Regions from separate parts of the Homo sapiens genome. Here region 1 is linked to region 2. The links are chromatin loops, found by intact Hi-C in ENCODE. Cell type or tissue: MCF 10A. All regions are shown on one strand.

Region 1 (5,000 bases), 54 kb after region 2:
CCTCATTTCTATTCTACTTCGAGAGGTAGACAATAAAATAGTTTTTAAAAATTTTCAGGGAAGGCACAGTGGCTCACATCTGTAATCCCAGCACTTTGGGAGGCTGGCGGGAGGACCACCTAAGGTCAGGAGTTTGAGACCAGTCTGACCAACATGGTGGAAACCTGTCTCTACTAAAAATACAAAAATTAGCTAGGTGTGATGGTGTGCGCCTGTAATCCCAGCTACTCGGGAGGCTGAGGCAGGAGAATTGATTGAACCCGGGAGGCACAGGTTGCAGTGAGCTGAGATCACACCACTGCACTCCAGCCTGGGCGACAGAGTGAGACTCTGTCTCCAACAAAACAAAACAAAAAAATTCATATAAAAATACAGGTAAAATGTTTCAAGTAATTAGAATATTCTGGCACTGGTCCATGCGTGTTGGCTCATGCCTGTAATCCTAATACTTTGGGGGGCTGAAGTGGGCGGATCACTTGAGCCCAGGAGTTTGAGACCAGCCTGGACAACATGGTGAAACCCTGTCTCTGCAAAAAATGCAAAAATTAGCCAAGTGTGGTGGTGTATACCCATAGTCCCAGCTACCTGGGAGGGAGTTTGAGGTAGGAGGATCAGTTGAGCCCAGGAGGTCGAGGGCGGTGAGCCGTAATCACACCACTACACTCCAGCTTGGACAACAGAGCAAGACTCTGTCTCAAAAATAAAAAAAAGTATACCAGCACTATTGTCAGCAGTTGGGATACAGTGGACAAAACCAGCAAAAAGCCTGCCTTTGTGGAACTTACATTCTAGCAGCTATGAAGAGAACAAGTTAGTGTGATAGAAGACAGCTTTGGTATTGGGAAGGGTACAGCCACTTCTGACTGGGTGGTCAGGGCCGGCTCCTCTGAGGAGACTTGGAAGGTAAGGAGGAGCCAACCCTGTGGAGAGCTGAGGAGGAGCATTCTGAGTAGAGGGAATGGCAAGGGCAAAGGCCCCTTGTGTTTAGGAAAAGGAAGGTTGACCAGTGTGGCCGCAGAGGAGGGAGTAGCAGGGAGACAGTGAGTGGGCTGGAAGGGGAGCCAGGGCTGCGCCCTGTAGGCCACCAGAAGGAGGAGTCTGTATTTTGTAATAGGAGCAGTAGGAAACTTGTGGAAGGTTTTGAGCAGGACAGTAAAGTGACCTGATTTGTAAAGGACCTTAGGATCCAGTTGGCCCATCTTCCCTGTCCCTGTCCCATCTTCCCTCCCTCCTGCAACACAGATACATCCCATCAAGGCACCCCTGCCAAATGGCGAGCCAGTCTGGCTGATGGAGGTGAGGGGTCTCCAAAGGTTGCCCTAGAACAGTTTCTCAAGCCGGGCATGTTAATGTTTAGGCTGGATCACTCTTTGTTGTGGGGGCGGTCCTGAGCCTGGTAGGATGTTTAGTGGCATCCCTGGCTTCTACCCACTGGATGCCAGGAGCACCCCCCCGTCAAGTTGTGACAACCACAGATGTCTCCAGAGATTACAGATGTTCCCTGGTGGGCAGTTGAGAACCACTGCTCTGAATGGTTATTGTCCCCGAGACGATGTTCTGTTCCTCACAGTCTCCTGCACAGCTACCTTGACGGGGCGATCACCTGCACTATTTTAAACCATCTCTCTCAGATTTCACCAGGATGCAAGTCATTTCATCAGTGGGAAACTCACCAGGGTGACCTGCCTCAAGTGCTACACAGGGAGGGACAGTCTGAATTTCCCCCAGTCTTTAGCCCTGTCGCTGTGGAGGGGAGGGGGTAGCAGGGACAGGACTGCTAGGACACCTTGCTCAGCCACAGCCCCACTTGTAACCGCGCTGGCGATTGTGACACTTGTAGAGCAAGGAAATCAGCAGCTCATGGAATGTGAAGGAGCACCTTTGTCCCCAGAGAGATTTAGATAAAGGTTCAAGGTGAGGCTACCCTCCCCTCCCTGAGGCTGATTTTGGTGAGAGGTGTGGTCATCTTGTAGTATCAAGACTACAGGCATGGGCTTGAGAATTAGGAGGAGCCTGAGTGAGAATCCTGGCTCTCTTCCCAGCTTTACAAGCCTGGACAAATCCTTTGACCTCGCTGAGTCTCAGGTTCCTCATCAGAAGTAAGAGGACCTCCCATATATCTTCCAGGGCACTTATCGGCCTTGGTAATGGATATTAAGGCCACTGGCTTTGGAATCCAGCAGACTTTGTTTCAAATGCTGACTCGGCCACTTTACTAGCTGTGTGATCTTGGGCAAATTACTTTATCTCTCTGAGCCTTGTTTTCCTTATTTTTATTTATTTATTTATTTTTTTGAGTCTCGCTCTGTCACCCAGGCTGGAGGGCAGTGGCACAATCTTGGCTCACTGCAACCTCCACCTCCTGGCAATTCTCCTGCCTCAGCCTCCTGAGTAGCTGGGACTACAGGCGCACGCCACCAGGCCTGGCTATTTTTTGTATTTTTAGTATAGGCGGGATTTCATCATATTGGCCAGGCTGGTCTCAAACTCCTGACCTCAAGTGATCCGCTGGCCTTGGCCTCCCAAAGTGTTGGGATTACAGGCATGAGCCACCACGCCCGGCCCTTGTTTTCCTTATCTATATCTGCAGTAATAACAGTATTTACCTCCAAGATTGCAAGGATGAAAGGATAATATATGTAAAAGACACCCTAGGTGCCGGCACCTGGTGGATACTCTATGATCACCTTCAGCTTCACACAGCAGGCTAAGGCCATTCTTTGGGAACAGGAAGACCAGGCTGTTCCCACTGTGTATGGGTGCTGCTGAGTACTCAGAGGCAGTGGGCAGTTAAGAGGAGAAGAGTTCTGGGATCAGAAAAGTGCCCAGGACTGGCCTTTTATTCATATGTTCAAGAGGTGTTCATTCATCCAGGCCCTGGATCAGGCTACTGGAGGTAAAAGAATAAGTGAAACAGAGCCAGTCCTGCCCTTGTGTAGCAGACAGGCTGTCTGGATACTGTCCATAAAAATAAAATGTGATCGGCTGGGCACGGTGGCTCACAACTGTAATCCCAGCTCTCTGGGAGGCCCAGGCGGGTGGATCACGAAGTCAGGAGTTTGAGACCAGCCTGACCAACATGGTGAAACCCTGTCTCTACTAAAAAAAAAAAAAAAAATTAGCCGGGTGTAGTGGCACGTGCCTGTAATCCTAGCTACTCAGGAAGCTGAGGCAGAAGAATTGCTTGAATCCGGGAGGAGGAGATTGCAGTAAGCCGAGATTGCACCACGGCACTCCAACCTGGGCGACAGAGTGAGACTCCATCTCAAAAAATAAAAATAAAAATAAATAAATAAAATGTGAGCACGTAGGTAATTTTTAATTTTCTGCCAGCTACTTTAATAGCAAAAAGAAATTAATTTTTTTGCTATTAAAATTAAGGTGGAATTTTTTTGTTTGTTTTTTTGAGATAGAGTCTCACTCTGTTGCCCAGGCTGGAGTGCAATGGTGCCATCTCAGCTCACTGCAACCTCTGCCTTCTGGGATCAAGCAATTCTCTTGTCTCAGCCTCCCAAGTAGCTGGGATTACAGGCACCCGCCACCATGCCTGGCTAATTTTTGACCATATTGGTCAGGCTGGCCTTGAGCTCCTCAGGTGATCCGCCCGCCTCGGCCTCCCAAAGTGCTGGGATTGTAACCATGAGTCACCGTGCCTGGCTAGAATTGATTTTAAATATGCATCTTGTTTAGCCCAATATATCCAAAGTATTATTTCAACAAGTAATCAATTTTCTTTTTTTTTTTTTTTTTGAGACGAAGTCTCACTCTGTAGCCCAGGCTGGAGTGCAGTGGCGCGATCTCGGCTCGCTGCAAGCTCCGCCTCCCGGGCTTACGCCATTCTCCTGCCTCAGCCTCCCGAGTAGCTGGGACTACAGGCGCCCGCCGCCACGCCCGGAGAATTTTTTGTATTTTTAGTAGAGACGGAGTTTCACCGTGTTAGCCAGGATGGTCTTGATCTCCTGACCTCATGATCCACCTGCCTCAGCCTCCCAAAGTGCTAGGATTACAGGCGTGAGCCACCGCGCCCGGCCAGTATTTTTAAATCATTGAGAGTTTTACATTTTTTTCATACTAAGCATTTGAAGTCTCGTGTGTATTTTATATGATCAGCACATCTCGCTTGGACAACTTTCTTGGCCACATGTGGCAAGCGGCTGCCATACTGGACAGTGTAGGTCTAGGAGACATTAATACTCACATCCACTAAACATCAAGGTACAGTTATTTTGAGTGCCACTAAGAGGTGAATGATGTTTCCAGAGACCATAACATGAACCCACTTGGTCTGTAGGTTAGGGGTGGCCTCTCTGTGGTGGGGGGAAGGGATGGGGGACAGGGGACACTTAACCCAGGTCATGAAGGATAAGTAGGAGTTACCACAGTGAAGATGGAGGTAGTGGGAGAGAACACCCCAAGCTGGGAGCAAGTTATGCTAGGATCAGGGTCTTTGGGGCTTCATTATTTATTTTTAGAGACAATGTCTTGCTTGAGTGCAGTGGTATAGTCATAGCTCCCTGTAACCTCAAACTCCTGGGCTCAAGCATCCTCCTGTCCCAAGCCTCCTGAGTAGCTGGGACTATAGGCACACACCACCACACCTGACTAATTTTTGTATTTTTTTTGTTCTGGGTTTTTTTTTTCTTTGAGACAGAGTCTCTGTCACCCAGGCAGGAGTGCAGTGGTGCAATCTTGGCTCACTGCAACCTCCGCCTCCTGGGTTCAAGTGATTCTCCTGTCTCAGCCTCCCGAGTAGCTGGGACTACAGGTGTGCACCACCACACCCGGCTAATTTTTGTATTTTTTAGTAGAGACAGGGTTTCACCGTATTGGTCAGGCTGGTGTTGAACTCCTGATCTCAGGTGATCCGCCCACCTTAGCCTCCCAAAGTGCTGGGATTTACAGGCATGAGCCTCGGCCCCTGGCCAGTCGCCAGAGTTTTCTAGTAGGTATGAGTTAGGTGAGAGTTGTGACGGTGTCAGAGACAGACTGGCAAATCGGGC
Region 2 (5,000 bases):
CTGTGGTCACGCAGCAAGCTGGTGGCAAAGATGAACTCAAAAGTTAGATCTTCCCCTAATCCTAGCACCTGGGACTCTCCTCACCACACCCTGGGGCCCTTTCAGTGACTCCTAAAGGGATAGCCTGATGGCAAGTAGCTGTTCTCATTGGCCTGGCTTCCCTTTGAGACTGGAGATGAGGAAAATGAAACAGCAACTACCATTTCCTGGGTGTCCTGGGTGTTTAGGACAGCAGGCCCTGTACTAGGGATTAACATAAAAACAACAATAACAAATCTCATTTAAACTTCACAAGTGTAAGTAAAACAATACTTTATAGTTGTGAAAAGAGAGGCCCAAAAAGCTCAAGCAATTTGCCCTAAATCACATCCCTAGCAGATGGACAGGTAGGATACAAACCCAGAACTCTTAATCAGTACCCAACAGTTCTTCCACAATCATAACAATTACCCTCTACTGCCCCTTGGGCCCCCTGTCCCCAGGAGCCTGGCCATCCAAGACTCACATCCTCAGGTGAGTGGCAACCACCAGAAGTGGTTGTCTCAGGGTTACTGCCATTTTTTATTTTCTTCTTCTTTTTCGCTCCTGTAGGAACACCAGGGCTATTCCTCTGCTGATATTCTCTCAACTGTGGAAAAGAAGAGCAATAATATTCATGAGATCTACAAGCCCCCACAGTTACATCCTACTTTACAATTTTTCCAAAATACTCTTATATACCATCTGATTTAATGCCACTAACAACTCCACAAGTTCTTGTCACAATCACTTAGTGACTGAGAGGGATTGATACCATGGCTTAAAAAAGGCAAGAATTGAACTTAAACTCAGTCTTCTGACTCCAAGCTCTGGGGTTTTGCCACAAATCAGCAGCTGCCAGGGGCCAAAACCAGAGGCAGAGGTACTTTTCCACCTCTCATCCCAGAAACGGGATGAGAACACTTAGGGATTGGGTCCTAAGATCAAAAGCTGGTTTCACGCACTAATTACGGTTCCGAGGGGGACTGCGACATCACTACATTCCACTCCACCAAGGAGAATTCAAATATGAGGTGGAGAAGTCAAGCCTGGAGTCCCAGCTACCTGGGAGGCTAAGGCAGGAGGATTACTTAAGGCCAGGAGTTCAAGGTCAGACTGGGCAACACAGTGACACCCCCTCTCTAAAAATAAATATGTATCTTAAAATGTGGGCCGGAACATTAAGTCGGCAGGAACTGTACACTGTGTGGTTTAGAGTCATACATCCTCACACGTTTGGTAATGTTAAGAAATGCACCAATGCCTCTCAAACTTTTACATCAATGTATCCACATGGCAGAAGGCAGCCTTTCTGTTGAACCTGGGAATTTAACAGAAAGAGGACAACCCAAGCCTCATTTCAGAGAAAAGTCTGGTATACTCTTAGAAATTTATGTGACTGTCATCCCTAAGTACATTAATGTTTTTTCTCTCTCAAGAGAATAAAGGGAGACTGATGCTTCAGAAAGATGCCCCGTATTTATCCTGTGGCACTCCAAGTACCCCAGGTTGAGATGATATGAGGAAGATTCAAGCTGTCAAGTTCAGTTTCCCAAGACCTGTTCCACAGAAGATAAGCAGATCTCATTCCAGAGACCACTGAAGGGCACTCTGGTCCCAGAACCATGGAGAATTCGAATATGAGGTGGAGAAGTCAGAAAAAAATGTTAAAGTCTCTCTGGAGAGTAGAAGCCTGGGGGAAAACCAAACCAATCCCGTTCTCACATTGCCACCCAGAGATACTGCCAATGTTTTCAGTTCACGGGTGAAGTGTAGGCTTTTCACACTGTCAATGTCTATGTTAAGGGTGTAAGGCAGCCTGAAACCTCTCCCTCCTAGGTCCCATAGTCCCCAATCCCCTTCCAGCTGGAAATTTATGCTGTGACCAGAGGAACCAGAAGCGGGATGAGAACACTTAGGGGACTGGGTCCTAAGATCAAAGACTGGTCTCGCGCAACTAATTACGGTTCCGAGGGGGATTGTGACGTCACTACATTCCACTCCTAGGGGGAACATCAGCGCGACGTCCAAGTCGCCGCTCCGCGATGGGGGAGGGGACCGCAGGGCCAGGACCCAGGTCCTTGGAGACCCGAGACCAAAGAACCCCGGGAGGTCCGGTTTGGGGCGGCAGGAGGTGAGGGTCGAGTCTGGAGCGGGGGGCCCCGGGAGTCACGGGCCCAAAGTCACTGGCGAGGGCAGGGGCTGAATTGCTGGGGTCCTAGGTCCTTGGAGACGCCAGCCCAAAGAGCCCAGGGAGGTCGGACTTCGGGGGGCAGGAGGTGAGGGCCGAGTCTGGAGCGGGGAGCCCCGGGAGCACCAGCCCAAAGTCACCCGGGGGCGACTGGCGAGGGCGGGGGCTGGGCGGCTGAGGGGGCGGGGCTGGCTGACAAGACTTTGGTGGAGGGAGCCCGGACGCGCCGTGGGGAGCCCAGCCCGGTGTGCCTCAGGAGTGGCAGAGACTCTGGCCATGGTCCTGCCATCGGAGTGGGGCTGGGGCTGGGTCGGGGGGCCGCGACCCGGTGCACTTTACCTTTTTCTTCGCTGCGGCCAATTTGCTCTGTCGGGTTTCTTCCGACATCGCGGGGCGGGGAGGGAGGCGGGGTTGGGGCCACATCAGCGCGATCCCGGCAACCACTGCGGAAGTCAGTCAGCCACCGCGCAGCTGTGCGACGGAGCCAGAGGAGGCGTAACCAGGGCGATACTGGAGCGCAGAATGGGGGCGTGGCCTCAAAGATCAAAGCCCATTGGTCAATGAGAAATATGAAGCGGAAGGGGGCGTGGCTATGCAGCGGCGTGGCCAGAGGGACCTGTGGCGTCACAACAAAAGCTGCGCACGCAACCGCTGTCCCCGCCCACCTCGGGAGAGGGGCGGGGCCGGCTTTCCTTGGGTGCGCGCGCAGCTTTCTGTGCGCCAGTTCACACTCCGGGTCAGAGTTCCTGGCCCGGTGCACCTGAGAGGTCGCTCTCCGACTCCCGCGCTGGACCCTCTTGCGCCATTGAACCCCCTGATCCGGGGGCCTCGGACCCCAGGGCTCAGGAGGTGGGCGAGGAACGGACTCCACAGTTTCTTTCCTGACTCCTCACAGCCCTGCCCCAGACTCTCCCTTCCCAGAAATCACCTCCAAAGACTCCCATCCAGTGCTCCAGACAACCCCCGTCTCAGAACGCCCCCTTCCTAGAGGGTCTCTACCCTGATCCTGAGAGCGTGTCTGCCCCCTTTCCAGATGGATCCAGTCCCTGGCGCTCCTACTTCCCAACTGCTCCTCCTCCCGCATCCCCACAGTACCCCGTCCTCACAGCGGGCTGTGGGTCCAATCAGACTTTCCCCTCGGATTCCTCTCTAGGACTGAACCAAGACTTACCCGAAGTTGCCGCGGGGCCTTCCGATCCCCTGTGAGTATTTCTTCCCCCACACCCCCTTTCCCATCCTCGACCTTCCCTTGTGCGCTCCCGGCCCCACTCCCCATCCCAACAGCAGCCAATCCCCGCTTGGCCCTCTTCCATATCTTCTCCCAGTCGACTGAGAACCGCCAGGTCATTCCCGAATCCCTCCCCTTCCTTTCCTCATGCCCGCCAGTCTTCAAAGAAGTGTTATCCTGTCCTGTCCTAGGCTAACTCCTCTCCCTCCCCATCCTGTCTCCTGGCTCCTCAGATGCCTTTCACTCCAGTCCAGCACCAGCCATCTCTCCTCCTCGCTCTTTTCACCCCTCACCCAGCCCTGCCTTTAAACAAACCCATAGCTCCCCAGTCAGGAAAATGCTTGGCGTTCACCCTGGCCACTCCTTTCGTTGCTAATAGTCTCTCCTCTTCGCTGGCAAGCCACCCCCAAAACGCAGCCTACTCCTTCTCTCATCCCCCAGATGGAGTTGCCACTACAACTACCACCACTCTTAAGGTAGATCGTGAGGGCCGGGTGCAGTGGCTCACACCTGTAATCCCAGCACTTTGGGAGGCTGAGGCGGGCAGATCATTTGAGGTCAGGAGTTCAAGACCAGCCTGCCCAACATGATGAAACCCTGTCTCTACTAAAAATACAAAAAAATCAGCCGAGCGTGGTGGTGCAGGCCTGTAATCCCAACTACTCAGGAGGCTGAGGCAGGAGAATTGCTTGAACCCGGAAGGTGGAGGTTGCAGTAAGCCGAGATTGCACCACTGCACTCCAGCCTGGACAACAGAGCTAGACAAGTCTCAAAAACAAAAAAGAAGTTAGATCGGGAAAGACTTGGTATTTGTTCATTGATTTAGCAACTGCTGCAATGCAGGTGTATGCCAGATAGCCCCCTGCCCTCCAGGAGCCACAGGCAAAAAAATAATTCCAGGACAAGTATGCACATGGTTCTGAGATGGGGAGCCCAGGCTTGGGCTTGCAAAGAGGGCTCTCCAGAGATGGCAGGGTCAGAGGCAGGGCCTGAAGGGCAACTCACAGTGAGCTCAGATGACGATGACGGGGTGGCAGCCATAGTTTGCCAAAAGCACTGGGCTGATTGAGCTTCTCTCTGCAAGTGGGTTGGTATCCACTGTCTTTGACCATGCGGTAACTCACTGCAGATCATGCCTTTCTCATTCATGCTAATTCATTCCTTCTCTTTTTTTTTTTTTTTTTTTTTTGAGACACAGTCGCACTCTGTCGCCCGGGCTGGAGTGCAATGGTGCGATCTGGGCTCACTGTAACCTCTGCCTCCCAGGCCCAACCCATCCTCTTGCCTCAGCGTCCCAAATAGCTGGAACCACAGTTGTGTGCCATGACGCCTGGCTAATTTTTTTGTATTTTCAGTAGAGACAAATTTTCGCCATGTTGCCCAGGCTGGTCTCAAACTCGTGAGCTCAAAGCAACCTGCCCGCCTCGGCCTCCCAAAGTGCTGGGATTACAGGCATGAGCCACCATGCCCAGCTTCCATTCCTTCCATTTTTAAAAACAACGCTCGACCCGGCACAGTGACTCACGCCTATAATCCCAGCACTTTGGGAGGCTAAGGTGAGTG

The links. Peaks named below come from ENCODE experiments on the same cell type or tissue, not always from the same donor. Only the 100,000 strongest peaks of a DNase experiment are listed, where the experiment ranks them.
Region 1: a loop joins it to region 2, with 18 times the contacts of the local background. A loop is called at or near these places in 33 of 110 quality-filtered maps.

What each region holds. Positions count from the first base shown.
Region 1 is chr9:128,327,106-128,332,105 of GRCh38, forward strand. All of the region lies in intron 4 of COQ4 (coenzyme Q4), which reads left to right. Among named protein-coding and RNA genes, the nearest start is that of COQ4, 6.8 kb to the left of the region's middle. In MCF 10A, no CTCF peak of the experiment used is centred here; a DNase peak (open chromatin) is centred at 2,036.
Region 2 is chr9:128,273,345-128,278,344 of GRCh38, forward strand. GOLGA2 (golgin A2) reads right to left here and starts at 2,663. Exons shown (of 27, transcript NM_001366244.2): 1 at 2,549-2,663; 2 at 506-628. The coding sequence starts at 2,632. It overlaps SWI5 (SWI5 homologous recombination repair protein), which reads left to right and starts at 2,932. Exons shown (of 5, transcript NM_001318089.2): 1 at 2,932-3,058; 2 at 3,363-3,411. The coding sequence starts at 2,997. RefSeq lists enhancers at 2,127-2,176, 3,037-3,166 and a silencer at 2,327-2,436. In MCF 10A, no CTCF peak of the experiment used is centred here; a DNase peak (open chromatin) is centred at 2,767.